3 separate regions of the Homo sapiens genome follow, and regions 1 and 2 are each linked to region 3. A link is a loop called in an ENCODE intact Hi-C map of the cell type or tissue named here. Cell type or tissue: PC-3. All regions are shown on one strand. Each heading gives the region's core, and the rest is flanking DNA. Links, peaks and the distances in the headings are about the cores only.

The links. A loop is a pair of places that touch in the nucleus more often than their neighbours do. Peaks named below come from ENCODE experiments on the same cell type or tissue, not always from the same donor. Only the 100,000 strongest peaks of a DNase experiment are listed, where the experiment ranks them.
Region 1: it touches region 3 in a loop (2.6-fold over the local background); 3 of 110 quality-filtered maps call a loop at or near these places.
Region 2: a loop joins it to region 3, with 6 times the contacts of the local background. A loop is called at or near these places in 2 of 110 quality-filtered maps.

What each region holds. Positions count from the first base shown.
Region 1 is chr10:172,882-183,175 of GRCh38, reverse strand. ZMYND11 (zinc finger MYND-type containing 11) reads right to left here. Exons shown (of 15, transcript NM_001370100.5): 2 at 3,048-3,182. The coding sequence starts at 3,163. Among named protein-coding and RNA genes, the nearest start is that of ZMYND11, 43 kb to the right of the region's middle. In PC-3, for the core only: a CTCF peak has its summit at 4,778; no DNase peak of the experiment used is centred there.
Region 2 is chr10:323,871-334,164 of GRCh38, reverse strand. DIP2C (disco interacting protein 2 homolog C) reads left to right here. Exons shown (of 37, transcript NM_014974.3): 30 at 4,564-4,732; 31 at 6,989-7,159. Among named protein-coding and RNA genes, the nearest start is that of ZMYND11, 190 kb to the right of the region's middle. RefSeq lists an enhancer at 9,404-10,294. In PC-3, for the core only: no CTCF peak of the experiment used is centred there; a DNase peak (open chromatin) is centred at 4,614; H3K4me3 peaks cover 1,312 bases; H3K27ac peaks cover 1,950 bases.
Region 3 is chr10:235,046-245,339 of GRCh38, reverse strand. ZMYND11 (zinc finger MYND-type containing 11) reads right to left here. Exons shown (of 15, transcript NM_001370100.5): 5 at 8,425-8,502; 6 at 7,663-7,755; 7 at 5,815-5,902; 8 at 5,229-5,284; 9 at 4,370-4,447; 10 at 3,201-3,319. LOC107984190 (a long non-coding RNA gene) reads left to right here. Exons shown (of 2, transcript XR_007062025.1): 2 at 1-2,746. Among named protein-coding and RNA genes, the nearest start is that of ZMYND11, 100 kb to the right of the region's middle. In PC-3, for the core only: a CTCF peak has its summit at 6,068; a DNase peak (open chromatin) is centred at 6,019; H3K27ac peaks cover 771 bases.

The DNA of each region.
Region 1 (10,294 bases), core at 1,169-9,168, 62 kb after region 3:
GCACAACTAAACCATTATACAGAAGTAAACTAGAGTGTTTAGGGTGTACCAGGCTAAGAGCCAGTCACCCCAAAGCCCACAACTTTTAATGCTTGACAAAAACCGTGTAGCTTTTTTTATAATGGCGTCACTCATCAGTCAAAATAAGAAATGAAACTTAATGACTAACATGCATTCTTGACAGTAACCCTACTACAGCCTTCAGTACCTTAAGATATCTGCAAAGTTTAAAAGATTATCTTTATGTTCGGACTTGACTAAGCAGAGCGACTTGATTGAAAATGAATCTAAGGCTTGAAAAGTATTTACCTACCGAGAGTACAGAATAGGAGTATTAGGCTTTAGAGCAAAAGATCTGACTTCCTGCCATAATGCAATGCTACTTCCTAACTTACCTTAGGCAAGTTTAATAAACAAGGAAATTAATATTAGCCAAGAAGCAAAGGCACTGGCCGGGTTAGGCAATTTTCTAGACAGTTCTTTCTTGGAGCTGTCTAGCAGGGAAACAATGACAAATGTGATTAATGTTATGAAGGAAGTACAGGATGCTCTGATGTGAGCTACATAATAAAAATAAACATGGCATACCTCTCAGATGAGATGAGGAAGAGGAAACACTTGGGACCCAGTCTTAAGCACTTAACCTCTGATTCTTTCTTTTTCTTTTTCATCTTTAGATGAGACTAATAAAAACCAAGACTATCTGGTAGGTAAATAAATTTATTCATATTTAATTGTAAAACTATGGACCTTACAACATGAAGAAAAATAAGCCTTGGCATCAGTTAAGGCTATGCTGATGAAGAAAGGAGAGAAAAGAATGCTTATCAATAATACATAATGCAAAATGAGATGCAGGCAATCCTGTTAATCTCCATGTCTTTTACTACAGTTTAACATGTGTATACATGTACACACACGTGTTGTAATAATCCAACAGGTATCTGCCACCCATTACTGTGGGAGTTAATTATCTTACTCCCAGATTAGAAGGTGGTCACAATCTAACAGCAACATTCACACTGGGAGATTCTGATAGCTGCTTAGAGAAATGTCCCTAAAGCTTCTAGAGAAACATGCTACAGATGAACAAAGGTCATCTGAAAAACTGAAACGGCTGTCATGTTTACATGATTTTAATTTAAAAAGCTGAATCCAAAGAAAACCTTATTTTATTTAAACATTCTTCTCTAAGCAATTTTTATGTAAAGGATGGTTTTTTAAAAATCTCAACCATAAGAAAATACTGTTTTGTACTCTGAGTTTTTTTAAAATGTTTTACATCAACATCATTTGCATGTAGTTATCATACCCCAAATTATGTGCTTTATTTAAAAGCATAATAATTAAAATAATGTACTATTTATTTTATTCTTATTGTTCACATAGTATTATCTTTTTTTTCTTCTACTATCTTATAGGAGCAAGGAGTTGTACATAGCTTTAAAATACCACAAAGGCGAGTACAGAATTGGAGCCACATATATCCTCACCCCTTCTCTATCTCCTTTTTTCTTCCCTCTTAAGTAGCCTTTGGGTTTCTTTGTTGGTTTGTTGTGAGACAGGGGTCTCACTGTTACCCAGGTTGGAGTGCAGTGGCCTTTCCTCGGCTCACTGCAACCTCTGCCTCCCAGGCTCAAGTGATTCTCCCACCTCAGCCTCCTGAGTGGTTGGGACCACAGGTGTGCACCACCACACCAGGCTAATTTTTGTATCTTTGGCAGAGACAGGGTTTCACCATGTTGGCCAGGCTGGTCTCAAACTCCTGAGCTCAGGCGATCCACCAGCCTTGGCCTGCTGAAGTGCTGGGATTACAGGCGTGAGCCACTGAGCCCATCGTTAAGTAGCCTTTGTAATCTTCTTCACCAGCATACAGGGAAAGGACAAAAATACATGGAACTCAATATATTACTTATTAATAAAGGCCAAAAAAAGCATTTATTTAAGTGAGTTTTGTAAATTACTCCCATTCTCCATTTCTACCCATAGCATCTAAAGAATGTGAAAAGTATCAAGAAATTTTCTCTAAATTATTTTTAAAATTCCAAACACTTAAAAAAGATAAATTTAGCTTTATATCTTTAAGAATACCCAGAGAAACAAAACAAAACCAAGTTCCTAATTGAAGACTCCCTTATAATTAGCATACAACATGTAAATAGAAGCTTCATAAGGTACTTTGATTTTTTTTTTTGGTATCCTGAATCTGTCTACCCATATAAATAGCATGAGAAACTAGGGGATGGGGGTGGACAATTTTCTTCTTTAAAACTGAATGTTTATTTAACATGATTTCTAAAATACAGAAGGAAATTGTTAAAAATTCTGTTAGTGGGCTATAAAGTAGTAAGATGTTTCTTACTACACATACCATGCCTATCCTATGTTAAAATTAGTAATAAACAGTAGACTGTTTTTAGATAGCTTCGCTACATAAAAGTGATTCACTAAAGGTGTTTTTAATAAAAGAATCTCTGGCCAGGTGCAGTGGCTCACGCCTGTAAATCCCAGCACTTTGGGACGCCAAGGCGGGCGAATCACGAGGTCAGGAGTTTGAGATCAGCCTGGCCAACATGGTGAAACCCTCTCTCTACTAAAAATACAAAAAATTAGCTGGGCGTGGTGGCGGGTGCCTGTAATCCCAGCTACTTGGGAGGCTGAGGCTGGAGAATCACTTGAACCCGGGAAGCGGAGGTTGCCATGAGCTGAGATCGGGTCACCACACTCCAGCCTGGGCAACAGAATGAGACTCCGTCTCAAAATAAATAAATCAATAAATAGAGTTAAAAATTTGGTTAACTAAAAAACTATTATAAATAGTATATAGTGATATTTTCCTTATCTAATTTTTCTATGAAACTTCTAAACACAAGTTGTTTGTGTATGTTTCTGTGTTTGTTTTTCTAATAATACTCCTGCAAAGCAAAAAGTGTCTTCAGTTCTTTGTAATATATGTTGATTAGCATAACAGATAAAATTTTTTTTGGCCTTTCCCCCAAAGTCTTCTACGACATTTTACAGAGATATTTGTGTTTAAATTTACTTACTTTGTAATACGGTCAATGTTGGCAATCTGCTTCTGGTTCCGTATAATCTCAATGGCTGCCCAAAGATGCTGGATAGCTTTTGTATCCGCCTGTCGTCTTTTTGTTAAACGTGCCATGACCTGTTTACTTCTTTAGCTGCAGTAATAAACAAAAACATAAGGGAAAAAAACAGATTACAAAATGAATTATCAGTATAAGTGAGTAACATTATCAGGACCTCTCAACTATTGATTATACTTAGTATGTAGTATTGCCCACTTTCTATTTTTTTCTACCATCCACATCACCAGTTACTTCATATAAAGTATCATTCATTTCATTACATCATGAAGAATGACATTCTAAAAGCCAAAAAGTTAAAAAGGTTATCCCAGGAAGGATAAGTGGTCACTTCATACCAATATACTTTCAGAAAATGCATTTAAGTTTATTCTAAAACACAGAAATACTCCAAGATAAAACTTCATTTGTTGACATCGCGTTGTTTGTAATTTGATCAATACAAAATGGAATTTAAATATTCTAATTGGCACTTTAGTTTATTATAATCATGGCTTAAAAATCAAATTTTATATACATACATAGATATATGAAAACAATATTATTTTAAATCAAACCATGAACATTAAATATAAGAAAGTTACTCCTGGAATGAGATGTGAAAGGTTGAGGGACAGAACACTAGAAGGTCACAAATTATGAAGAATGGTAACATTCTTGGATTAGGTGTAAGTTTTGGGGGTATTTATTACACTATTAGGAAACAGCATTGTTATTTTACTCAAATTTTAGTATTCCAGATGAATTGAAGAAAACTGCCACCACACCTCCCACCTCCCAATAATTTTCCTGCTGTCTCCTGGCAAGATGGGGAAAGAAAAGAGGTTAAACCCTGGATGTCCGGAGAGCAGTGGTATCACAGAGAGGATTCTCTTAACTCAGCATGGAGAGACGTGCTTGTAGGAATCTGGTAAGCGTTTGTCATGAATCCTAGCATTGGGGACGCACTGAAACATCTCTCTAGATCATACATGTTATCATGCTGAGTTTAAAATCTAGGTTCTTAAATATACAGTGAACATTAAGCCTTCTGAGATTGCTGAAATCTCCTTGACCTGCCCTTTCCTATCTTTTAAGTTTAGAGAATGAGGGAGGGAAGCACTTTGCTGTGTTCCATGACTGGCCAAGACAGCCACAGGAATCTCCTTTTTCTCTACCTCTGTGTTTCTTCACAGCCTACTCAGTTCCCCTCCTTTCTCAGGCAAACACAAATAAACTATATAGTTGCTATCAAAACCTGAGAAAACTGGGTCAGTCAGGCTCCTAAAATAAGATGTCTTTCAGAATTACACCACCATCAGAATACATTTTGAACATGTTTAAAGGTATTCCTGAATATTCTCACACTATTACTTCTAATAGTTCCAAGCTGCTCCACAGAGCAAATAATTCAAAAACAATACCAGTATTCAAGTTCTAAAGAAAACTTTAGGAAAATCAGTTAGTTCTGTATAAATTTATACATAATGAAAATATAAAAATTATAACTTAGGAACACTTCCATTTTAGACAGTAATCACTTTTAAATGTACAAAAATTTATCTGTTTAAGTGCACTTGTGTTGGAGCACCAACTTTCAGAATCCAATATGCCTTAATGGAAGGAATTCATTGGTAAGGATTTAACATATGTCAGAAAGTGACATCTAATGGTGAACTGTAATAATACAACTCAATCCTGTGAGATTATATAAATACTCAGATAAATGAACAAAGTTTCACTCATTCTTACATAGTTAAAAATATATACAGGTGTCCACTTTATCTAAGGCACTGTGCTAGACACAATGAAGTAGTTAAAACTGTATAAACGGCGACCCTTGCCAAGAAAATAATCTAAAACTGGCAGAGGAAATTTGACATATACATGGAACTAACTGTAAGGTCATATATGACATATAAATGGTCCACAATATGTGCTATAAAAATTCAGACAAGGGAGACACTACTTCTCGCTGAGGTAAAATTTCAGCAGAAAGAGATGAGGAACTCTGCAAAATGGTAAATATGTAGGAAAATGTAAAAGCCAATTTTTCCCTTTCTTAATTTCTTTAAAAGATAATTGGCAGTTTAAAGCAAAGATAAAAATAATTGATAGATGTCATTAGGCTTATAACACACGTAGAAATAAAATATATAACAACCAAAGCACAAAGGAAGGGAAGTGGGAGTAAGCAGAAATATATTATTATAAATTTCCTATATTTTACGCAAGTAGTAGTATATTAATTCAAGGGAGGCTATTGTAAATTAAGGATGCATATTATAATTTCTAGAGCAAACACTGAAGAATAATACATATAGGTATAGGTAACAAGTCAACTTGTAAATTTTTTTTCACAATTCATGATATGTAAGAATATGAATAATTTGCTCAGAACTATAAAAAATACAGCAAAGCTGTAAAATGTAAAATGTTAAATTTAACAGCAAAGCTAACATTTTAAAATAATACCATAATAAATAGTAAATGTAACTATTTATATAACATAACCAGAAGAATGTAGTGGGGACTAAGTAGCAGAAACTCTAAAAGTGATGTCACAGATTCCCAGAAATGATTAAAATCAAGATTAAAGAATGAAGCAATGCTACATCTCAGAAAAACAGGTGTGAAGTTAAAAATCAAAGATTTTGAGAACTACCTGAATCAAGTCACAGAAAATAAACATACCTTGTAATACAGGTACACTATAAGGAGGATGATCATTAGTTATAAGAGCCCACGTAGAACATTGCAAAAAATGCCAGGGAAAGACAAATCCAAGTGAGAGAAATACAATGAAGTTTGAGGCATATTACAAAGGTACCAAAAACAACTTGACCCATGGAGGCAAGATCTCTTTAAAGTGCAACCATAAATTATCCTTTCTTATGAAATCTAAATTCATTCACTCATTTAACATATAATTCATATATGCGTGTTACACACCAGGTGCTCTTCTATGCTCTAGGGATATAGCAATAAGCAAAACGGACAAAAATCCTTCTCTCATCCAGTACATGACTAGTGATGTGACTAGATATAAGAAAAGAACAGCAATTTGAGTGTTCATCAATAAAAAGAAAGTCTTAGAATCCTGGGTACAGAGAGCTGATTACTTAAGGTCCTTGTTGATATGGCCAAACCAAATCTTACAGTCCATCCTTATCTGAGTGCACATTGCATTACTGCTCACAGTTCCCAATTATGCTCCCAAACTTCACACCTCCATCTCTTTGTTTATGCAGTTCTCTCTCCCTGGAATGTTCTCCCCTGCCCCTTACCAATTATTAAAAATTTCCCTATCCTTTCTAGGATCTACTTTAATGCAATTTTCCCTGACCAGGCTTTTCTCCTGGAATCAAACCAAATAAAACTCAATTGTCCTCTGTATTCTAATATCAATTTGTTTATACATCTCTTACAAATGTATTGCTTTTGTACAAAAGTATTTTGTACAAAATTCCTCAAAAGAATTGTTTTAATTCAACTAAGATACGTCTTATTCATTTTTATAACTCATGTTTTTCAAGGTGCCTAGCAATTTTGAACATACTAAACCTTCAATATAAAATTATTAAATTCACTTTTTTTCAGCTGTTATGTAAATAACAAGAGCCCAGAGTGAACCTTCATTTATGTTTTATCAAAGATTGAGACATCAAAAAGAAAGAACAGAAGACTCTTTGTAGAGATCATTAATACAGTCTTCAATCTTTGTTCTGCTCCAACACATTTGAGGAATATTACAGGCTCCTTTTGGTAAAAGTAGACCATGATTCTCAAGAAGCCTGTAGTTAAAAAAAAAAATAAAAAGTAGCAAAAACTTCTGAGTAACTTTAATAAGCCCCTAGGTGATACTGATATTCTCTATCCCAACAAATCCAGATGTACTGCAATCTCCTCAGTCTACAGAAGTGTCACTTTATATCCACACTACTTCTACACAAACTGGGGTGAGGGCAAAAGGGAGAATAAAGGAGAAAACACGTCAGAAAAAAACTTAAGAATAAGCAAAATTAAACAAGAAGTTGCTTGGTGATATATACATATTTGTGAAAACTGCTTTAAGGAAACGATAAACACAATAGTTAACAAGAACAGTTGAGGGTGCAGGGAAGAGAGATGGAGGAGCACAGTGTGAAAATTCAAAACACCAAATAGGTTCGATTTTTACTTCTGGTGGTAGGTTCAGGTTTTTTATCAGTATACTGCATAAAATGTTTTCAAATATTTGCATCAAATATTATTACTTTTCCCCAAAGTGTATTAGCACTTTTAAATTATTTTTCATTGTCTATTCATACCATTTTCCCATTTATATATTAATTTTTATATTAGGTTTATCCATACAATGCTTTTCTCTTTGCCTCTTAATAAACACTAAATACAATTTTACTGAAATCTAGCTATGTATTCCTTTATCATTGCTTTTGTGATCAGAAGTCCTTCTACACTCAAATCAGAAAAATACGCAATTATATTTTGTAGTTTTTTATTTTTGTTTTTTATTTTTTGAGGCGGAGTTTCGCTCTTGTCACCCAGGCTGGAGTGCAATGGTGTGATTTCGGCTCACTGCAACCTCCACCTCCCAGGTTCAAGTGATTCTCCTGCATCAGCCTCCCGTTGTAGCTAGGATTACAGGCGTGCGCCACCACAGCTGGGTAATTTTTGTATTTTTAGTAGAGATGGGGTTTCGCCATGTTGGCCAGGCTGGTCTTGAACTCCTGACCTCAGGTGATCCGCCCACCTAGGCCTCGCAAAGTGCTGGGGAGAATTACTTTTTTAAAATTATGATTAGTAAACTTTATTTTTTAGAGCAATTTTAAGTTCACAGCAAAATTGAGTGGAAAATACAGAGCTCCCACATACTCCCTGGCCCCACAAATGCACATGCACAGCCTCCCCTATTATCAACATCCCACACCAGAGCAATACATTTGTTAAAAATCAACAAACCTACACTGACATATCATTATGACCCAAGGTCCACAGTATACATTAGGGTTCACTCTTGGTGTTGTACATTCCATGGGTTCTGACCAACGTATGAATGACAAGCATGTGCCACTGTAGTGCCCATGGGTTCTGACCAACGTATGAATGACAAGCATGTGCCACTGTAGTGCCCATGGGTTCTGACCAATGTATGAATGACAAGCATGTGCCACTGTAGTGCCCATGGGTTCTGACCAATGTATGAATGACAAGCATGTGCCACTGTAGTGCCCATGGGTTCTGACCAATGTATGAATGACAAGCATGTGCCACTGTAGTGCCCGTGAGTTTTGACCAATGTATGAATGACAAGCATGTGCCACTGTAGTGCCCTTGGGTTTTGACCAATGTATGAATGACAAGCATGTGCCACTGTAGTACTCATGGGTTTTGACCAATGTATGAATGACAAGCACGTGCCACTGTAATGCCCATGGGTTTTGACTAATGTATGAATGACAAGCACGTGCCACTGTAGTACTCATGGGTTTTGACCAATGTATGAATGACAAGCATGTGCCACTGTAATGCCCATGGGTTTTGACTAATGTATGAATGACAAGCACGTGCCACTGTAGTGCACATGGGTTTTGACCAATGTATGAATGACAAGCATGTGCCACGGTAGTGCCCATACAGAATAGTTCCACTGAATTAAAAATTGTCTGTGCTCCACCTATTCATCCCTTCCTTCCCTAACCCTTGGCAACCACTGGTCTTTTTACTACTGTCTCCACAGTTTTGCCTTTTCCAAGATGTCACACAGTTGGAATCATACAGTATGTGGCCTTTTCAGGTTGGCCTCCTTCACTTAGTAATATGCATTAAGTTTCCTCCATAGCTTTTTATGGCATGATAGACTGTTACTTTTTAGTACTGAATAACATTCCACTGGCTGCATATAACACAGTTCATCCATTCACCTACTCGAGGAAAGGTTGCTTCTAAGTTTTGGCAATCAAAACAAAGCTGCTATAAACATCCATGTGCATGTTTTTATGTGCACATAAGTTTTCAATTCATAAGGGTAAATACCAAGGAGTGTAGCTGCTGGTTCGTACGGTTAGAAAATGTTCAGTTGTATAACAACCTGCCAAACTGTCTTCCCAAGTGACCGGACCATTTTGCACTTCCACCAGCAATGACTGAGCGCTTCTATTGTTCCACATCCTCATCAACATTTGGTATTGTCAGTGTTTTGGATCTGAGCCATTCTTATAAGTATGTGGTAATACCTCATTGATGTTTTAATTTTTAATTCCCTAATGATATATGATATTGAATGTATTTTCATATGTTTATGTGTCATCTGTATTTCTTTGGTGAGGTGTCCAGCCAGGTCTTTTGCCCTTAAAAAAATTTTTTTTTTAGTATTTTTGAAACAGGGTCTCACTCTGTCACCCAGTCTGAAGTGCAGTCAAAGCTAACTATAACCTCAAATTCCTGGGCTCAAGCGATCCTCCTTAGACTCTAGAGTAGCTAGGACTACAGGCATGCACCACCATGCCCTGCTCATGTTTTATTTGTTAATGTTTTGGAGAGGCAGGATTATGCTATGTTACCCAGGTTGGTCTCCAATTCTGGGCCTCAAGTGATCCTCCCACCTTTGCCCTTCTGTCCATTTCTAGAACATGTTCTTCATTTTCTTATTATTTAATGTTAGACGTTCTTTGTATGTTTTGCTTGATGGTCCTTTATCAGATGTGTCTTTTGCAAATATTTTCTCCCAGTCTGTAGCCTGTCATCACAATTTCTTGACATTATCTTTGACAGAACAAAAGTATTAAATTTTTCTTGACATTATCTTTGACAGAACAAAAGTATTAAATTTTAACGAAGTCCAGCTTATCAATTCTCTCCTTCATGGATCATGCCTTTGCTGTTGTACCTAAAATATTATCACCACACAAAAGGTAATCTAGGTTTCCTCCTATGCTATTGCCTAAGAGTTTTACAGTTTTGTATTTTACATTTAGGTCTCTGATCCATTTTCAGTTAATTTTTGTGAGGGATGTAAGGTCTTTGCCTAGATGATTCTTCTTTTTTTTTTTTTCTGAAAGTGGATGTCCATTTGTTCCAGCACCATTTCCTCAAGGGCTATTTTTTGCTCCAATGTATTGCCTCTGCTCCTTGGTAAAAGTTGAACTGACTGTATTTATGTGAGTATTTCTGGGTTCTCTATTCTGTTCCATCCATCTATTTGTCCT
Region 2 (10,294 bases), core at 1,524-9,523, 89 kb before region 3:
TGGCTATTTTTTTTGTATTTTTAGTAGAGACAGTGTTTTGCCATGTTGGCCAGGCTGGTCTTGAACTCCTTACCTCAAGTAATCTGCCCGCTTCAGCCTCCCAAAGTGCTGGGATTACAGGCGTGAGCCACTGCACCCAGCCTATGTAATAAACACTCAAAACTCAGAAACAAGCAACATAAACACGGGCAAGAGATCTGAATAGATATCTCACCAGAAGAAGACATACAAATGGCCAATAAGGACGTGAAAAGATACCTAGCGTTAATTAGGGAAATGCAAATTAAAACCACAGTGAGATACCACTTCACACCCACTAGAATGCTGTCACCGAAAACACAGGAAATAAAGTTGGAGAGCTCGTGTTTTCTGACTTCAAAACTTACACTGCAAAGCAACAGTAACCAAGAAGGTGGAAAAACGAATTCTCATACATTGATAGTGGGAATGTAAAATGGGGAAGCCACTGTTTGGCATGATCTTAATTAAGCAGACTTGCTGCATTGACTCAGCAGCTGCACTCCTAGGAGAAAGGAAAGCGAACATCCACTCAGAGACTTGGTGTAAGTTCCCTGGAACCTCGGTCAACACAAGGAAACAATCCAGGTATCCGCTAGCAGGTGACTGAACAGGTGACGCCTGCCACGTCCACATGGTGGGTGCTTCTGCACAGGATGAGCTCAGAAGCACCTGCTGAGGGAGGGAAGTGTGGCTGTGTGGTAGGCAGTGTCCAGAAAAGGCAAATTTGTAAACAAAGTAGAATGATGACTGGGGCTAGGGCTGGAAATGGGACTGACTGCAGATGGACACGGGATCCCTTTCAGGTGATGGGAATGTTCTAGAGTAGTGACCATTTTACAACTCTTCAATTTTATTAAAAGCCATTCTGTGCTTAAAATGAGTGAAACTTAGGGTATGCAAAGTATACCTAAATAAAGCCGACGGGTGTTTTAAAAAGAATAGGCCGGGTGCGGTGGCTCATGCAGGTAATCCCAGCACTTTGGGAGGCTGAGGTGGGTGGATCACTTGAGGTCAGGAGTTTGAGACCAGCCTGGCCAACATGATGAAACCTCGTCTCTGCTAAAAATACAAAAATTAGCCTGGCGTGGTGGCACACGCCTGTCATCCCAGCTACTCAGGAGCATGAGGCAGGAGAATCACTTGAACCCAGGAGGCAGAGGTTGCATTGAGCCAAGAATGCACCACTGCACTCCAACCTGGGCGACGGAGTGAGACTCTGTCTCAACAATAAAAAATAATAAAGTGCTTCATTGCAGTAACTCAAGTGTGTAGGGAGACCCTGGGCTGGATGGCATGCCTGCTGGCAGACAGGGTATGACCCAGGACCCCCAGGTGAGATGAACCTGTCTTGTTGAATTCCCAAGTTAGGAGAGTTTTCAGTTGTTGGTATATTTTGTCAGGTTAGTAATCTGAAATCATCAAATTGCTAATGTGCGAATGTGTATTACTTACCAAAATGTCTATTTTTATTCTTTTTGAAGTTAAGATCTGAAGAACAGCTCAGGTTCCCAACATTCTCAGAGAATAATGTCTTGAGAATAAGCAACCTGCTCTTAAGTAGGTTTGTCTTGTCCATAGCAGAATTTATTGCCAGTGCCAAAAATCAATTTTGGCTAATACAGCAATTAATCAAAATTTGCTGTATTGAGTGAGGTAAGGGCAATTAGGAAATCATGAGTTGGGTTTTCTATTTGTTTCTGCTGTCAAGATTTGTGTTTTCTTAATGTTGATTTCTTATTTATGGTGATGAGGAGGGAGGTGAAACTATATTTAGTTTTCACAAGTATATTTGAAATTCTCTGGCCAGGAATTCACACTGGGTTCCCAAGCCCGTTGTGTGCTGACAATTCTGACAGAGCAAATCATTAATGCTGATGTGTATTTTTGAGGAAGCCACTTCCAGGGACACTTAGAAATGGTTAAAATGACTTTGGGTGTCCGAGGCAGGAGGATTGCTTGAACCTAGGCGTTCAAGACCAGCTTGGGCAACATAGTGAGACCCCATCTCCACAAAAAAAGTTTTAAGTTAGCCAGTCATGGTGGTATGTGCCTCTAGTCTCTAGTCCCAGTCATGGTGGTACGTGCCTCTAGTCCCAGATACTTGGGAAGTGGGAGGATCACTTGAGCCCATGAGGTCAGGGCTACAGTGAGCTGTGATCACACCACTGCACTCTAGCCTGGGTGACAAAGTAAGACTCTGTCTCAGAAAAAAAGAAAAGAAGTGGTTAATATGGTAAATGTTATGTTACATATGTTTTACCACAGTAAAATTTTTAAAACTAAGATGAAATGGCCAGTTTACAGCAGAGTAAAAATTCGAGGCCTGATATTCACCCCTTATGTGCCTAACCCTGTTCTCAAAGTATTAAACCCTTGGAAAGGTCACTATTTGCTAGAAAGTCGTCCCTCGGTGTCCACGGAGGAGATAGGTTCCGGGACCACTGCAGAAAGCAAAGAGCGAGGATGCTCAAGTCCCTGATATAAAATGGCATCATACGAGCACATCACCTATGCACTTCCTCTCTCATGTTTTAAATAATTTCTGGATTACTTGTAATACCTAACACAATGTAAATGCTGTGTGAATAGTTGTACTATGTTGTTTAGTCACTAATGATAAGAAAATCTACAAGTTAGGTATAGATGCAGATTTTTTCATGAATATCTTTGATTCATGGTTGAAGCCAGGGGTGAGGAACCCACAGACACAGAGGGCTATGTGTCCTTTTGAAAAGAATAAATCAAGCTTTGGAATAAGAATGAGGAAAGAAATGGAAAATTGCCCAAAAACGCCTTTGTCACATTTGCCGAAGAGTAGTTTTTCATACTAAGGGTCCCGTTTGAAATAAATTTTGTTAGCCAACCTAACTTCCTTACATTTCTTTAGTTGGATTCTCTTATAAACAATTATGAAAATTTTTAGATGAGATTGGCTACATTAAAGAACTGGCTTTAGTATTATAGCATAGTAGTTAACAAGGCCTAACTCGTTAATCATAGTGCTGTTTCACTGATAAAATTTTGCGTAGGCCTCTTATGGCAGCTCATGCCTATAATCCTAGCACTTTGGGAGGCTAAGATAGGAGGAGTACTTGAAGCCAGGAGTTTGAGACCAGCCTGGGCAACAATACGAAACCGTATCTACAAAAAAAAAAAAAAAAAAAATTAGCCAGGCATAGTGTTGTGCATCTGTAGTCCCAGCTACTCAGGGACTGAGGTGGGAGGATGGCCTCAGCTTGAAAGGCAGAGGTTATAATGAACCCAGATCACACCACTGCACTCCAGTCTGGGTGACAGAGTGAGACCCTGTCTCAAAAAAAAAAAAAAAAAATTGTGTAGGTTGGGCATGGTGGCTCATGCCTGTAATCCCAACACTTTGGGAGGCCAGGCACATCTTACATGGCCACAGCAGGAACAAGAGAGGATTGCTTGAGCCCCGAAGTTCAAGATGAGCCTAGGCAACATAGACCCTACCACTGAAAAAAAAAAAAAACAAGCATGGTGGTGCACACCTGTGGTCCTACTGACTCAGGAGAGGCAGGAGAATTGCTGGAGCCCAGGAGTTTGAGGTGACAGGTAGCTATGATTACACCACCCTACTCTAGCCTGGGCAACAGAACGTTCCCGTTAATTAAATTGTAAATCTTAGAACGTGATTTATCTAGGATATTTTATTTTAATGTATGGTATCTATTGTGAATTCATAGTAGTAAACAAAATTAAAACCATTAAAAATGTAGTTTTGACAAGTTGTTAAATCCACACTTACCCCATCAATTGATAAAATATGTAATCTATCACTTTTTCATTTCTCTAAATCTGTTCTCTAGTATGAAGGTAAAATTAAAGAATCGTTATTTTTCTCTATTTCTTCTGTTTGGTAATTCGTTGGGATCCTTTTTAGTAAAAATCTGATCTTAAAAAGATTGAGTGACTAACTTTAATTACCATAATTGTCTTTTTTTCACCCTGGCTGTCAGTTTTCTAAACCAGGTATAGGCCTGCTCTTTATTAAATTGCTGTTTGGTAAATATTTTAGGTTCTGTGGTCTCTGACCACTCAGCTCAAAGCCACTGGAGACAATATTTAAACAAATGAGTGGTGGTGGCCCTGTTCCAATAAAACTTTATTTACAAAAACAGGAAGTGTCTGTGGTTTGCCAGCTCCTGTTCTGAAGCTGGACTTTTTTTTTTTAAACCGAAATTTGATCCCTGTGTTTTCTACTAAGAAAGAGGATCCAGTTTGCTGATGTCGCAGGTCTGAGAGACATCACAGCATCACAGCGTTTAGTAGTCTTAAATGTGTGTTCAAAGTGGTAGGAACTGCCCCATGATTCTGTAGTACGTATTTGCTTTTCAGAAGGCTTTCGTGAACATGGTTGCAGTTTGCAGCGTTGGCTTTACTGTGCCCTTCTACAGATGGCAGCACGGGCTGTTCCAAGTCCTCCTTTTCCTTGGAGTCAGTGCTGCCCTGAGCCCTCCAGCCTTGCTGAGCTCCAGCCTTGCTGAGCTCCCGCCCTGACAGCCTCTTCTTTCTCTGCAGTGTGTATTCTGGGCACCAGTCCATCCTGATCCCGCCCTCTGAGCTGGAAACCAACCCCGCCTTGTGGCTTCTTGCCGTGAGTCAGTACAAAGTCCGAGACACGTTTTGCTCCTACTCCGTGATGGAGCTGTGCACCAAGGGGCTGGGCTCGCAAACAGAGTCCCTCAAGGTAAGCAGCTCCCTTGGCAGCTCAGTGCCCTGTGAGCCCACAGGGACTCCTTTCTAAGAAGGCACATCTGTGATGGGGTGAAGTTAAAACAGTCCTCCAAAACAAAGCCTGGGTTTAATCTAACGTCACCTGAAGCTTACAAACTGCCTTTATATGAAAATCTTTTTAACGTGAATATTTCCCCACGACCACAGACAGTAACGAACCAGAATGTAAAATATTTTCAATGCCTGTCATTCCACTGGGTCTACTTGAAAGATCCTAAATTTGATTTTTTGTTGGGTGGATTCAGTGTTCTGAAGTGTTCAGTGTTCAGAAGATCTTAGGTGATGTTAACTTTATTTGATACTGGTGTTTAAGAAGGTAGGTTTGAATTTAGCCGCTCACTTTTATTTTCCCTGGAGACCCTGATTTCTGGGTCTGGACCCTAAGCTCAATTCATTTTACAGTTCAGTTAACAGTGTTGTGTTTCATTTTTTAATAATTGCTATTATGTAAGAATAATAGTATTTCCCTCCATTTAAACCAAGGACATTTTGATACGTATATCTTCATGGTAAATTAAGTAGTCCTTAGCTCCAAGTAACTAGGAGGGAATAATCATCTGACCAGTTTTGATAAAATTTCAACTGACTTTGTACTCTTTGGATGTGTGTATGTCTTTGTATATACATGGATTGTGTTTGTGTTTCTGTCATCTACACAGAGATCAATAACGGAACAGTACATTTATCTGTCCTGCATTGTTTTCCTAATGCATAAAGCTTGGACAGGAAAGCAAAATGCAAGATAACTTTATGTAACATAAGTAATTGTGCAATCATTTTAAGTTTTTATATAGGAAAAAGTTAGCACTATTCATGTTCATCTATATTGTATTAGAAAGTGAGTACATTTTCATGACCTTCCTGTTGGCACATATATAAATAACCAGAATAAAATCATGACATAGTTGAGGGTCAGTATGCAATTTACGTATTCATTTCATCCTTACAATAGCTCTCTGAAATAGGAGCCCTTATTGTCTCCATTTTAAAGCTGAGGAAACTTATGTCATAGAGAAATTAAGCAACCTTTCCAGGTTCTTAGGCTGAACGAACCTGGAGCCAAATTTAGAATCTTTGGCTTCAGACCTGCTGTTGCAGCTGCATGCTGCTTTACCTCTCAGACGTGCGCGCGTGTGAATATGTAATTTGTGTCACCCAGACTTGAGTTTTTCCTGTTTAACTCTGTGTGTACAGTCGTGTCTGTACACTGAGCACGAATGTCAAAGCCAGCTCGAGCTGTGCGTCCTCCTTGCTCAGGACCCTTGTCGGTTGTCCGTGTGCCGAGGCTGCCTTGAAAGGGTTCGCAGGGCCTGACGGTTGGGGTTTTGGTGGCCGCCCCCTTAGCAGCTCTGGGTTCCACTCCAAGACGCAGACATTCACGGCTCGCCTTCACATTCACAAGCCATTCCTGTCGCTCCCTTACTTTCCCTCTGCTCGGCCCAGGTAGTGCCACAGAGTGAGCTGAGCTTAACTCCTTGAATTCCTGTATGACTTTTTCTGTTGTGCTCGGCTGACTGAATTTGGTGTGGAAACTGAGATGTTGTTAATCTTTTGCTTACTGTGGAAACAGACACGCTTGAGAATGAGAAGAAATTCTTGGCGTAATGGGACATAAATGGAGCACTGTCTATGAAGTCATCCAAAAATTTTAGTTTTATATTCCTATATATTAAAATGTAGGTTTTCAGGCTGGGTGTGGTGGTACATGTCTGCAGTCCCAGCTACTTGGGAGACCACAAGGTGGGAGGGTCACTTGAGCCGAGGAGTTCAACTCCAGCCTGGGCAGCATAGCAAGATCCCATCTCTTTTACATGTAGATTTTTCCCGTTCCTCTCCAGTGTGTGTTCTGGTACATCCATGCCCAGAAGAATGTATCAGATGGCTCTCTTTTCCCGAACGGCCTTTCATCGTCTCAGCCAGGAAGTTGCTTTTCCTCAACCTTTTTCCTCATAACAGTTCTTGCTGTGGCTCCAGGTGGTTGTTTGAGACGTGTTTGTAATTCCATTCTTAATCATTTGAATAGTTGTGTGAATGTTTTTTCACCAACTCCTGGTTTGTTATATTGAAGAAGTGGACACAGGTGGCCCTGGAAATGCATAGCTGTGTTGAGTTTTCCAATGTTTACGTGGGGATCTGTGGGAAGGAGTCTCTGGCTCACTCCAAGCTCGACACGTGGGGGCTGACTCGGTTTCTCTGTCATCATCTCCAGGCGCGAGGGCTGGACTTGTCCCGAGTGAGGACCTGCGTGGTTGTGGCGGAAGAGAGGCCTCGGATCGCACTCACACAGTCGTTCTCAAAGCTGTTTAAGGACCTGGGCCTTCACCCGCGGGCCGTCAGCACCTCGTTCGGTTGCAGGGTGAACCTGGCGATTTGCTTGCAGGTGAGATTCGGCGACATCACAGTGCTGAGTGGGAAGTGTGGCTCCCGGGGTGGGTACAGCACAGACTGGCTCCACTCGTCTCCCTCGGCTGATGCTTAGCTACATCCAGAAGAGATCTTTCAGTCACACGCATGCGGTTGGTGCAGATCTCTGTTTCTTTAAACTACAGTCTACGTTCGTATCCATTATTCATAACAAGCATTCATAGGACTTACTCTGTCCTGGAACATTTTAACTTTTGTGACAGGGGTAGCAGTTTGTCCAGACCTCTGCTGTTCGACTTTTTAAAGATTAGATACTAGACAGATGAAGAAACCAGTCCCTCGAAGTACTTAGTCCCACGCGTGTAGACGATCGCTGTAGGAAGAACTTAATGACATTGAGCAGGTTCTGGGATTTGCTGCTGCAATGGCATTTTAGAAACCGCAAAGCCGCACTTCTGGGAAACAGGCGTAAGTGAAGCAGCTCTAGCAAGACAGCCTTGCATTAACAGTGGCTGACAAGCTGCAGGCAGAGCTGCGGATTTCCTTCCTGGAAGAATAAGGGCTTCCCTCTCAGCAGGTGCTGGTGAGGCAAACGGTTGGTGTGCATCCCTCCACCTCCCTCTCCCCACCCCCTATCCTACTTGTGATCCCAGAGTGATTGCTTAAGGTTGCTGCTGGGTGAGCCTCCGAAGGCTCCCTCTGCCCTTTTCACGCCTGTCTAGGTGCTTGGAGTTAGCCACTAGGTCAGAGGAGGGAACCTCCTCTCTTCCCGAGATCACTTCAGAAAAAGTAGCTGCAAAAAGCTTTTCTTGATTTTTCTTTTACTTTTTTGAGACAGGGTATCACTCTGTCACCCAGGCTGGAGTGCAGTGGCGTCATGGCTCACTGCAGCCTCAACCCCCTGCCCCCCGCTCCCAGGCTCAAGCAACCCTCCCACCTCAGCCTCCCACGTGGCTGGGACTACAGGTGCACACCACCACGCCTGGCTAATTTTTAAATTTTTTGTGGAGACGGGGTTTCACCATGTCGCCCAGGCTGGTCTTGAACTCCTCAGCTTAACAATCTGTCTGCCCTGGCCTCCCAAAGTGCTGGGATTACAGACGTGAGCCACTGCACCCGGCCTTTTTTTTAATTTTCATAAACGTGGTGTTCCTTGCTTCTGTCTTGCTTCTCTTTTAATTATTATAATAGCTCCATCTTTAAGAAATTATAAATTACCAAATTTCTCTCAAGAGTCAGTTAAACCTTGTCCTATGATTAAAATAATACCCTTTTCTAAGAGGTCATCTGAAGAATTAGATTTATCTCACCAAACTAGTTCTTAAAATATTGAAGTTTTCTCTGCCTATTCACCTTTTTCTGTTCCTCATAAATGTTTATCGCCATCTATCCCATTAGGAGAAATAGGAAATGCAGAAGTCTGCTTCTTAAGTTCAGCAATAGTGTGATGTCTCACTTGTCTCCATCCACCAGTGACAGGGACCCCCGGGCAAGAGGAAATCAGTGATTTGTGAGAGATGGCACTGGCCATGGCGAGGCTGCTGCTTCTGGCTTTGTCTCTTAAAATGTCAAGGTGGCGCTGAAGGGAGAGAGCAGAGAGTAACCCGTCGCATCGTGCCCTCCAGCAGGTGACAGAGTTCAGCGTGTGGTGTAAAATTGGCCTCTTGTAGAGTACATACATTTATTTTCCTCTTTACTTTTTCATTTATTTCCATCCACCTGGATCCAAAATGTTTTTTTTTTGTTTGTTTGTTTTTGAGATGGAGTATCACTCTGTTGCCCAGGCTGGAGTGCATTGCCGTGATCTGGGCTCACTGCAAGCTCCACCTGCTGGGTTCACGCCATTCTCCTGCCTCAGCTTCCCCAGCATCTGGGACTACAGGTGCTCGCCACCAAGCGCAGCTAATTTTTTGTATTTTTAGTAGAGATGGGGTTTCACCGTGTTAGCCAGCATGGTTTTGATCTCCTGACCTCATGATCCGCCTTCCTTTGCCTCCTAAAGTGCTGGGATTACAGGCATGAGCCACCACGCCCAGCCCCAAAATGTTTTAAGATGGTTTACAAGGAAGGAGTACGCTCAGTAGGAGAAGATAAAATACGTGAAAAAAGAACCAAAACATGGAGATGAAAGAAAAACAGCGCAGGAAAGGGACAGAATGAAGAACAGAGTTGGCGTGCTGGTGTTTTCCACAAGGCTTCTGAAGCGTGCCACCGTCCTTACCTCGGCACCAGGGCGGGGCCTGACACGTGGTGGATATTGAATGAATGTGCGCCGTGGGAGTGTTGAGCACGGTTCTGTATTCTTAATAGGAAATGGCAATATGTTCTTGTGCAGAAGACAATTCTGTCAATATGACCGCTAAATCAAAATTCAGTATTCTAATCATGGGTCATGGCGTTATTTTGCAATCTTGGCAGCATCTTTAAGCATTTTTGTCCATGTTCAGTTTTCTACTTGACCTATCCCTAACTCCTTTCGGTCAGCATTTCCTTGTCTGCATAGTATTGGAAAATAGTTGGAAGTATCCAAGTGTCTACCAGCAGAGAGAAATTAAATTTATGTACAAAGCAATGCGAGCTCACCTCCCCTTCCCAGAATCTTTGAGGGCAGGTGTGCTTCGGAATTAGGTTTCTGGCTTTGTGAGAGGTGATGTGGCACAGATGCCATGCATGATGCCACAGCTCAGTATCACATGTGCCAGTGTTCCTGCAGCAAGGAAGGGTGGGGGCCCCAGACTTGAAGGGGCTCATGTCAGCCTATGTCAAATTTTACTACAAAGAAACTTATGACAAAGTTTGTGCCATCATCAAACATTTCTCACAGTCAGTGAGTTGGACGGTAGGCATGTAGATAATTTTTTCAGGAAGTGACTCATTTTAGTAAAAGCGAGCAGTGAGAGGATAGAGTGCCACGAACACGGGGAGGCGTTCTGGGGGAGGGCAGTCAGGAACGCTTCAGCAGAGCACAGTGAAAGGGCGGAGTCGTGCGGGCGAGAGTCCAGCGAAGGCAGCCGTAAGTGCAGAGGCTACAGGCAGAGCTGGTCTTTGGAAACACTCATTTTCTAGAATCTGCAAAATTAAAAAAACCTGATGGTGATAGAAACAAGCAGAGTGGAGAAGCCCAGGATCCAGCGGCAGAAACCACCTCTCG
Region 3 (10,294 bases), core at 1,214-9,213:
CAAGCCAAGCTTTATAATCTAGAAGCACACTTTAAATATACAATAATCTATATCATTAGATGCTAACAACAGCTAAAATTGTTAGAGTTGAACTTCCATAACATTATTTATGAATATATTGTTAATATTATATCAACTATGTCTCATCTGGCATAAGTACTTTGTTAAAAACCATATCAAAGTAAACTGAACTTTGAAAAACTAAACTCTAATGCAGAGTACACATGAAATCATGCTTGTGGAATAGTTTCTTGCCATTAGATTTTGAATATATTTACTCTTCCAATCAACAGATATTTACTGATTTCCTATTATGTAGTAGGAATTCAATAAAAGTGGTTTGTTCACTTTTTCAAAGTAGTTTGCTTTTGAGAGAGAATTCTGTTACAAGCAGTGCTGACTACCTGGAATGAACTTGTATCTGTAAGAGTATTTTCCTTATTTATCTTAAATAAAGTGGATTCACATCTGTTCTTTAAATGTACTTCTATTCTCCTTTAATCAACTCCAGTACTGTAGATAATTTTTTAAACTGAAATCTGATTATCACGGGGTATGCTCTCTGATCTACAAAAAATAAAAAAGCAAACACCCGCAATTTAAGGTAAGTCTAATAACAAGAGGAATAGTCTAATCTGGCTCTATGTCTGCCAATGCTCTAACTACATTTGCAGAATAAAATGGTTCTGTGATCTGATGTCAGTGAGCCCGAAGTGCTCTACCTCTTTTTTGTCTGTACCTGGTTTCCTGGCCTGGGCCATGCCATCCACCAGCCACTCTCGCAGCAGAAAGATCTAGCCTCCTTAAGACAGGTCTTATCAGCTACTTTTCTTTGGCAGGCGAAATCTTGCAAATCCTACAAAAAGCTCACTAAAGCAGCTCTCACATGTAAACACAATCATACTCGACTCTTTTGCTGGAGATTTACAACGTGCTCATTGTCTCCGACGAGCAGCATATTCTATTTGCGTGTCTAGGAGGGAATGGTACAAAACCATTCATTTTTTTTCCTCCCATTTACATGTAATGATATGATGGACTAGCAGAAGAATAATTAGCCAAAACTTGCAACCAGTGGCTCCTGATCAACCAGAACCTTTTGAGCATAAGTTGCTTAAATAATTAAAAATTCATGATTATAATTGTATCAAATTTTTTAAAATAAACATTCTAATATGGAAGACTATAAAGTATATCCTAACCAGTCCTTCACTTCAAATTGTTCACATTGTATCCAGGAAAAAGGAAAATGATTTTACACAGTGAGTTTGTCAACCTCTCTTATTTTCTAAAATAAAGTCCTCAAGAGTCCCATCTGTCTAGAACTATTTACATAAAATCTTCCAGGACCTAAGAAGCTTGACGGAAAAAAAATACCTCTGAAAATGTAATCTGATGTTTCCTAATTCTCTCTTCAGGTGACAGACTACTCTAGGACTGCTGCAGATTAGCACCATTATTATTATTATTTTTTTGAGACGGAGTCTCACTGTGTCGCCCAGGCTGGAGTGAAGTGGCACAGTCTCTGCTCACTGCAAGCTCTACCTCCCGGGTTCACGCCATTCTCCTGCCTCAGCCTCCCAAGTAGGTGGGACTACAGGCACACACCACCACGCATGGCTAATTTTTCATATTTTTAGTAGAGACGGGGTTTCACTGTGTTATCCAGGATGGTCTCGATCTCCTGACCTCATGATCCAGCCGCCTCGGCCTCCCAAAGTGCAGGGATTACAGGCGTGAGCCACCGTGCCTGGCCTAACCCAAATATTCTTTAAAAATATTTTCTGCATAGTATACTGAATGACATCTAACAAGTTAACTCATTATTAATATCACTCATGGTTGAAGACAGTATAAAGCTACTTGCAAGTTGATGAAAAAGAAAAATATATAGATAAAAAGTTCTAATTATCAGATTATTCTTACCTATTAGTATGGCTATAAAAATAACTGAATTCTTGTTTTTTCTAAGTTAACTGTGTTTTATTTAATGTGAAAAACATTGAAGCAAACTTTCCCCCGTTATTCCTTGAATATCTGTTGTATTATAAAAGCTGACATTTATTGAGTACTCACTATGTGCTAGGTACTATGCTCAGGTCTCTCTGTAGCAACATTTCTTTAAACCTTACAAAAACTCTTATGAGGCCTTTATTTTGCTAAGGCTCAGAGAAACTGACTAATGTATCAAGATTAGGGTAGAAGACAGTGAAGCAAGAACACAATCTCACATAAAGACTTACCCTAACCTACCAAAAATACATTATTTCCTTGCCTATTCTGATAAGAAACTGAAACCATCCGAGTATGATGTATTAAGCATATGTTAAAAATTACCACTTAATGTAATTAAAACATTCATTTTGTATTGAGTTATTTTATTGGATCATTATTTAATGTTTCTTGACATGACAGTGTCAGGTAAGTGTGTATCTACCTATGAAAGAACAGAACTACCTTCTGGGAAATTTACAGTATTTATAGGTTTCTTATAACTACACTTCTGTTTAAATTAAATTAATGAAGACTAAGTAAAAATTTACCACAGGGAGGAGTAAGGTCCCTCATTGTGTAGCTTCTCTATGCACTAATAACCTCCTGGCATGACAGGAGACACCTCATGGACTGTTCATTTAAATCCTTACAAAGTATGACTTTTAGATCATGTAGCTGGTTTCTGTCACTTTTTCACCTTATCTCAATATCTGTGTTAAATGAACCAAATAAATTGCATGTGAATTCTTTATTCCTATTATGGCTTATTTCCACGCACGCTTCAGGTATTTACACACATTGTAAGATCACAAGATTGACGATTTTAGTCTATATGTCTTTAACTGAGCCTTGAAGATGGCTGGAGCAACTAGAGTAACTGTGAATATGGTAATGGTAATTCCATTACCATATTATGGAATGGACACATTCTGAGGCCCTTCTGCCCACTGTACTATAAATTCAGTCTTAACCGTAATGTGCTTCTGAAGTTCAACAGTGTCAGTTATTAAAAATTCCTGTTTAGTACACAATATCTGAAAAATATCTGGAAACAATTTATCTTGGAACGTATTCTTGGATGCATAATGTGTTTTTTTTTTCCAATTTAAAATAAACTTCATGCATCTCTGATGGAGAAATCATCAAACTTTCTTAAGGACTTCATAAGCACAGCTGTGACCGCTGAACATGGGATCACAAATTACCTCTGGTGGTGGTGGCCAAAGAAGCGAACGTCGACTTGATTGTCTTCTTTCTGCATGACTTTGGCTGGCCAAAACCCAAAACCTTTCATTTTAGCCCAAACCAGCTCATGATTAGGTATCTGGAAATTAAATGTTTTACCTTGTTATATTACTTTTAAAGTATTAAATGCAAGTGTACCATTAATATTAAACTAGTCACATATAATCCATTATTTCTAAAATATTTCTTTCATAACTCCTAAACACATACGAGATTTTTTTTCTGGGATTGACTGATTTTATATTTGCATCAGAGTGCCAACATGAACCTTATTCCTCAGAAGAGGTCGGGACTGGAGCAAGGCCATCCACATGTATGACGGTGGCAAACAAGAGCACCCGCTTGGCCAAGTGCAGCTGGGGAGCCAGCAGCTCCAGCACCCCTGGGAATTTGTTAGAAATGGGGAAATTTTAGGCTGGCACAGTACTGTCTTCACAGGGCTGGCTTCTCTCAGGCAGCCAAGGCTGCCGGCCAAGAATGCTCAGAATTCCCTTTGTCAGTGCACGGTTTGAAGCTGTATTATTTTGGGGAAATTATACAGCTACAGACAAAGGCAAAGCCTTAGGTCTCTTGTGAAAGGATGAAAGGAGAAACAAAAATTCACTTTATTAAGGGACCCAGACGCTGGGTGTGGTGGCTCATGCCTGTAATCCCAGCACTTTGGAAGGCCGAGGCGGGAGGACTGCTTGAACTCAGGAGTTTGAGACCAGCCTGAGCAACATGGTAAAACCCCATCTCTACAAAAAATACAAAAATTAGCCAGGTGTGGTGGCGTGTGCCTGTGGTCCCAGCTACTCTGGAGGCTGAGGTGGGAGAATCACTTGAGCCTGGAGGAGGTCAAGGCTACGGTGAGCTGAGATCACACCACTGCACTCAAGCCTGGGCGACAGAGTGAGACCCTGTCTCAAAAAGAAAAAGGACCCAATATTTATTTTTATTCAGTATCTCATTTTAAAATCAGAAATGGATAACAAGCCCTGTTACTTTTTTTCAGTTGTTTATACTCATTAAACCCATATATACTATGATATTTTAAAAATTTAGGAAGAAAATTATAATCTTTAACCAAACTGGAAATAAACTTCCTTAGAGCTGTATGTTACACACTTGAGGTAAAAATTTCACATACACAAGGATAACAGAACCAGTTGTCAGGACGAGCATTTGACAAGTAAAAGCAATTCTTGCAAAGCTGCAGTTCATCCAGCTGAAAAAGAAAAGAAACTACTTTAGCCTACATAAAATATACATACACATTAAACTATATAAAATGTATCCATGTAAATTAACATTCACGTATATAAATAGTGTTGAATTTTGTTTCTTAATCTTTTAAGCCTAAATTTTAAAGTTTTCAATAAATGGTACTGGAAGACCCTGTCACTGTCCTCTTAGAACCATGTCGCTGGTCTCAGGCCACAGTTGGAACAGAAGCTGAGGCTGGTCTGACTGGGCCCTGCCCGGACCTCACTGGTTAGCACTTCAGACTGAATATTCCTCAGGAAGGTAACAATATCTGCTGCCAATCACAGCAGTCCTTACCTTTGCCTCATGTATGTCAAACATGAAAATAAAAGACCTTTTTTTGTTTTGTTTTGAGACAGAATCTCATTTTGTCACCAGGCTGGGGTGCAGTGGCGCAATCTTGGCTCACTGCAACCTCCACCTTCCACGTTCAAGCGATTCTCCTGCCTCAGCCTCCCGAGTAGCTGGGACTACAGGCGTACACCACCACACCCAGCTAATTTTTGTATTTTTAGTAGAGACAGGGTTTCACCATGTTGGCCAGGATGGTCTCGATCTCTTGATCTCGTGATCCGCCCAACTTGGCCTCCCAAAGTGCTGGGATTACAGGCGTGAGCCCCCACGCCCGGCAATAAAAGACATTTAAAGGAAATGGCACAACTAAAATGTAGATAAGAGTGGAATCCTGAAATAAATTAATTTCAGTTATAGAAAGAGTATAACTATTGGGCAATGAATAGTACCTCATGACATGTGTCTTTATATAGCATCCTCGCAATGTCAGCTTGCTCACTGTCTGCTGTAATTAAAAATAGATATTACCTATAAGCAATAGTCTGCAAATACAAGACTCAAAGTTACTATCCTTTTCTTTCAGTTTGCAAAAGTAGACATCTACCATTTCAAACCAAAATGTCCATTTAAAATAACGATAGCAAAATAAAATTACACAGGCAGCTTTTGTTTTCCATCCAATACAACCACTAATTCTCAGGGTATAGAGAATGACCTTACCTTTGGATGATGTGGTACTAGTGGGGAAATGATCAGAATTAATCATAGTGCTTATTAAAAACCTCTCAGCTAAAACAAATACATATAAAACTGTAAAGAGTAATTGTGTTTTCATCATTTAGTATACTATGATTTTGTTTTTGGCCAGTCCATTCTATAATCTATATCACCAGATATTCCTAACCTTATACTCTAAACTTGTAGATCATTAAGGTATTAATTCTTTGAAAGTAATGTTTTATAAAAGATAGTGTTCAACATGGAATGTAAATGGTGTGTTTAAAAATGCATACAAAAAAAACAAAAATATTCAACCTCCATAGAAAATCACGGTATTGTGGAGAAGCAATTGGGCATCAGCTTTGAACTCTTCATAACTTCGGTATTTCCCTTCATTCACTTTCTGCAGAGGGCAAAAAACAGAATGACGAAAAGAGTTACCAGTAAAAATACTTGTCTGGACTAAGTTCACAGGACAAGCAGTCTTTTCTAGGATGACATCAGGATGACTACTGCCATCCCACAGTATTGACAGAGAATGTGTGTAAAAGAAGCCAACAACGCCACCTGCGGTTTTAATAATATAGTATAATGAAGCATGGCAGGTCAGATATCCCGCAGCCACAAAGACACTACATTAATTTATCAGAGTGAACTTTAATGGCTTGAACATCTCATTTGACAATAATGTAGAAAGCTGCTGCTAAGCTTGGTAGTGCACGAATGCTTGGGCCAGTGTGGGCGGTGAGACCCTAAGCACACACCTGTCATTCTTTACAACACAGGAGGATCGAGATTGAAAACAGAACTGTTAGCCTCTGTGACAGTTTACCATAACTACTAAGATATATTTATAGTTCTGAATTGGGGCTAGGAATTGGTTTATAAATAATTTTAAAATAACATCTCAGGTGTCCCTGTCTGTGACAAATCTTAGAGGATTTCAACAGGAAGGAACCTGCATGAGTAAAGGCAGTGGGGAAGAAGGGGCGTCTGGGTTCTTACATATTCTGTAGAGGTCTTACAGTTTAGAAGGGGCTATGGCTGGGGGTAGGAGGTAAAATTAAAACTACTTGGTTTTGTTCCAGGATTTACCAGTTACTTTAAGGGAAAAACCTTCATTTACCCTTATCTTATATTGAAATAATACAGCCACAGTCTTTCTTGGGTACTAAAGAAACTTGTGGCCGGGCGCGGTGGCTCACGCCTGTAATCCCAGCACTTTGGGAGGCCGAGGCGGGCAGATCACGAGGTCAGGAGATCGAGACCATCCTGGCTAAAACGGTGAAACCCCGTCTCTACTAAAAATACAAAAAATTAGGTGGGCGTGGTGTCGGGCGCCTGTAGTCCCAGCTACTCGGGAGGCTGAGGCAGGAGAATGGCGTGAACCCGGGAGGCAGAGCTTGCAGTGAGCCAAGATCACACCACTGCACTCCAGCCTGGGCGACAGAGTGAGACTCCGTCTCAAAAAAAAAAAGAAAAGAAACTTGTAAGATGATTTAAAATTATTCCTGTGGTCTCCCTATAGGCTATAATGACCAAGCGTTAAGATTTTAAATTTCCAACATGACACATGAGGTGCAAAATCAGTAATTCAGTAACCCTGACTGCAAATATGTCTACGTGTTCTACTGGATGTTGTTGCAATTTGTTACTGGACGTGAACAAACTAACAATCCTCAGCTATAGTTGGTAAAATTAAGACCTTTAAGAATAATTAACTTTTCTAATCATAATTTTTTTTGTTCATTTTATTGTTTCCCAAGACGGCAGATCAGTTCTATGCTTTACTTTTTTTTCTGAGAGGAACTCTCAGGTACCACTGCTAAACCTGGAAAACATTCTTTACATCTGAAATGCTAAATTGCCCAGGCTGTAAGGCATTTTCTTAAATCAACAAGGATCAAGAAGCTACAAGCTGCTCATCTTTAAAACCAGGCCTTTTAAAGATGACACCTAATTTGCATTAGAGTAAGCACATGAAATTTACAAATTAATAATGCTTCATTTGGTAGTTATGCCTGTCTTTTGTTTTAGGAAGTGGAAAAAAGTACACTTTCAAGGAAAGAAGAGCAACCAAAATCTGCTTAACTGCTACATTATTCTTTAACTTGTTAGTTAAGAAAATGTACTTGAAGTGGAAATAAAAGAAACCGACTTTACCTCTTGAATGGTGGGAACGTCCACAGCTGAGTGCACCAGCCTCCTGTACATCGGGTGTTTATTGTCCTTCCCCTTTTTATTAAGATCTATAGCCTAAGAGGGTGTTAGTACATCAATTTAAATGTGGTTAAAGGAAGGCAGGTAAGACATCAATTCCTAAAGCTCAAAATATTTTCTACCTTTTTATTTTTTATTTTTGTAGAGACAGGGTCTTGCCATCTTGCCCAGGCTGGTCTTGAACTCCTGGGCTCAAGCAATCCTCCTGCCTTGGCCTCCCAAAGTGCTGGGATTACAGGCGGGAGCCACGGCGCCCGGCCAATATTTTCTACCTTTAAAGCAAAATCTCAGAGGAAGTACTTTAAAACTTAACAGAAAAAATGTACATATACTACTATATAGTTTAATATGACATTCCTTAAAGTTGTGATAGAATAGTTATTTTGAAAAATTGCCTTTCATTTTAAAGAGTCATCATCAATGAAAATGTTCATTCTGATGAATGAAATTCAAAAATGTAAATGTTTCTAATCTCATGTAGCTTATGTCAAAATGTCTATGTCCAAAACAGACAAAACAAGAAAATCTAACTGCCTGTTATAGAACTGTTTACTGCAAAAAAGAAATATGACATGACGGGGTGCTCTCCACACTTCATATTGCTATGTACATATTTGTTACTTCTCGATCATTCAACTTTGAAAGAATGAACCATAGTAAAATGTGTTTTGGGATATTTTGAAAGATTCCCTGAGCAGGACTCACCCTCTCCTTCATGCGGGAGACAATGAATCTGAGGTATGTGCCCATCTCCTGTTTGTTTGTATTCTTCTTCTTAATGCTCTATTGAAAAAAAAAGAATAAAAAAAGGTACAAAATCTGATCATTCTTATGTCTATATTCATGTAAAAGACATATATGAAACACTTAGATAGTATGCAAAGAGTTTACTAAAAGTGCTCTTTTTCCAACATATCTGACAGAAATCTTTGACATTTGCATAAAAAAAACAGCATCTAATGTAACAAGGTGAGAACTTTAAAATATTATGTTGTACCTGATATAATATCCTTACAGGATTATATATTTTTTCTTTTCTTGGTATTTTAAAACTTAATTTTTAGATAAACAAATAATAGACATAAGGGATAATCGCTTATTTTACAAACAATATCAATGGCCTAAGTCCTTTGAGGGAACATCTTAAATTAGCAATAATGAATGGTGAATTTCAATACAACATTATTCTTCGTTTAAAAGGTAATTTTAAAAATCTGTGTCACTCACTTTGCACAGCGCAGCTGCATACTAACATCTCCATTTCTGAGCACCATGGATCTACTCAGTAATAACTCCAACTCTTAGTCTAGCCTGCAAGCTAATTAGGTTCCTCAATTTATTGCACCAAAAAAGTCTAACTTCACATGAAGAAAAAATAGGATTCTACGCATGTTATTTCTAAACAGCTAGGAAACAAGGACAAGTGTGCCTATTTCCTTAGTCAAAGTCCCTGATATTACAACAGCCTAAAGGAAGCAAAGGCAAAACTCCAGGCACGCGAACATCATCAGTTCATACTGCAGAGGAAATGAGTGGGTGTGGCCACTATTTTAATAGATGCTTTAACTTTTTCAGGTCACTAGATAATGATTCTCTGCCCAATGGTATAATTCTTCCTGAAAGAACTGTAAGCATAGGAAGTCACTTCAGTACACTAAATACAGTAGAGGAAAGGACAAATATTTCTCACATAACTGAGAACTTTTAGCTAGGGCTTAAGTGAATTGATTATACGTACGTACACTGTTTATAAACACATAAAATATCTAAATAACAAGTGGAAACACATTTTATTAGTGAGAAACTAAACTGAATTTCATTTACCTCATGTCTGCACTGCACCTTCCTGACCCCACTTCTCACCTAGGTTCTCTGGCAACGCAGTCAGTGCCCTCTCCTTATGCCGCTTTGTGGCCTGTGCCCACAGCTGCTCCGTTTACGCCAATTACAGAGCAGTTCTTCTCAACCCTGGCCTCGCATCAGAGATATGGACTAAACTTTTATACAACGTGGCTGGGCTTCACTCGCTGAGCATCTGGGTTGTGACTTCTGGTGGCAGGGCCTGTGATTCGTATTTGCTTGTTCATTTGTTTATTCCTCAGGTGACTGACGCATGGCCAAGACAGAGTGTCCATGGCATAGATATGGAATATAAAGTGCAATGAAATTTCCTGAGCCCTGGGTTTATAATCTTTTTTTCTGGTGGGGGCGGGGGGAGACAAATTGATATAACTTGAGAATTCTCTGTTTGAAAACTAACAGAAGAACTTAACTGAATTTAAAATGAGTGACACAGCCACATGAAGGAGGATATGAAGAACTCACTCAAGCAATTTATTAGCACAGTATTTGGCCACAGGCACTGTTGAGAGATAAAACTTTAAACAAACATTGAACTCTAGTTATTAAATTTGTTTAGTCAGCAGCATTGGTTAGCCACTCTTTAAAAAACTTTGTAAAAATTTTAATTGACAAAATGAAATTATATATACTTAATGGTGTACAATGTGATGTTTTGAAATACGTGCAATGGCGAAATAGAGCTAACTGGTTTTTGTAGTGAGAACACTTAAAA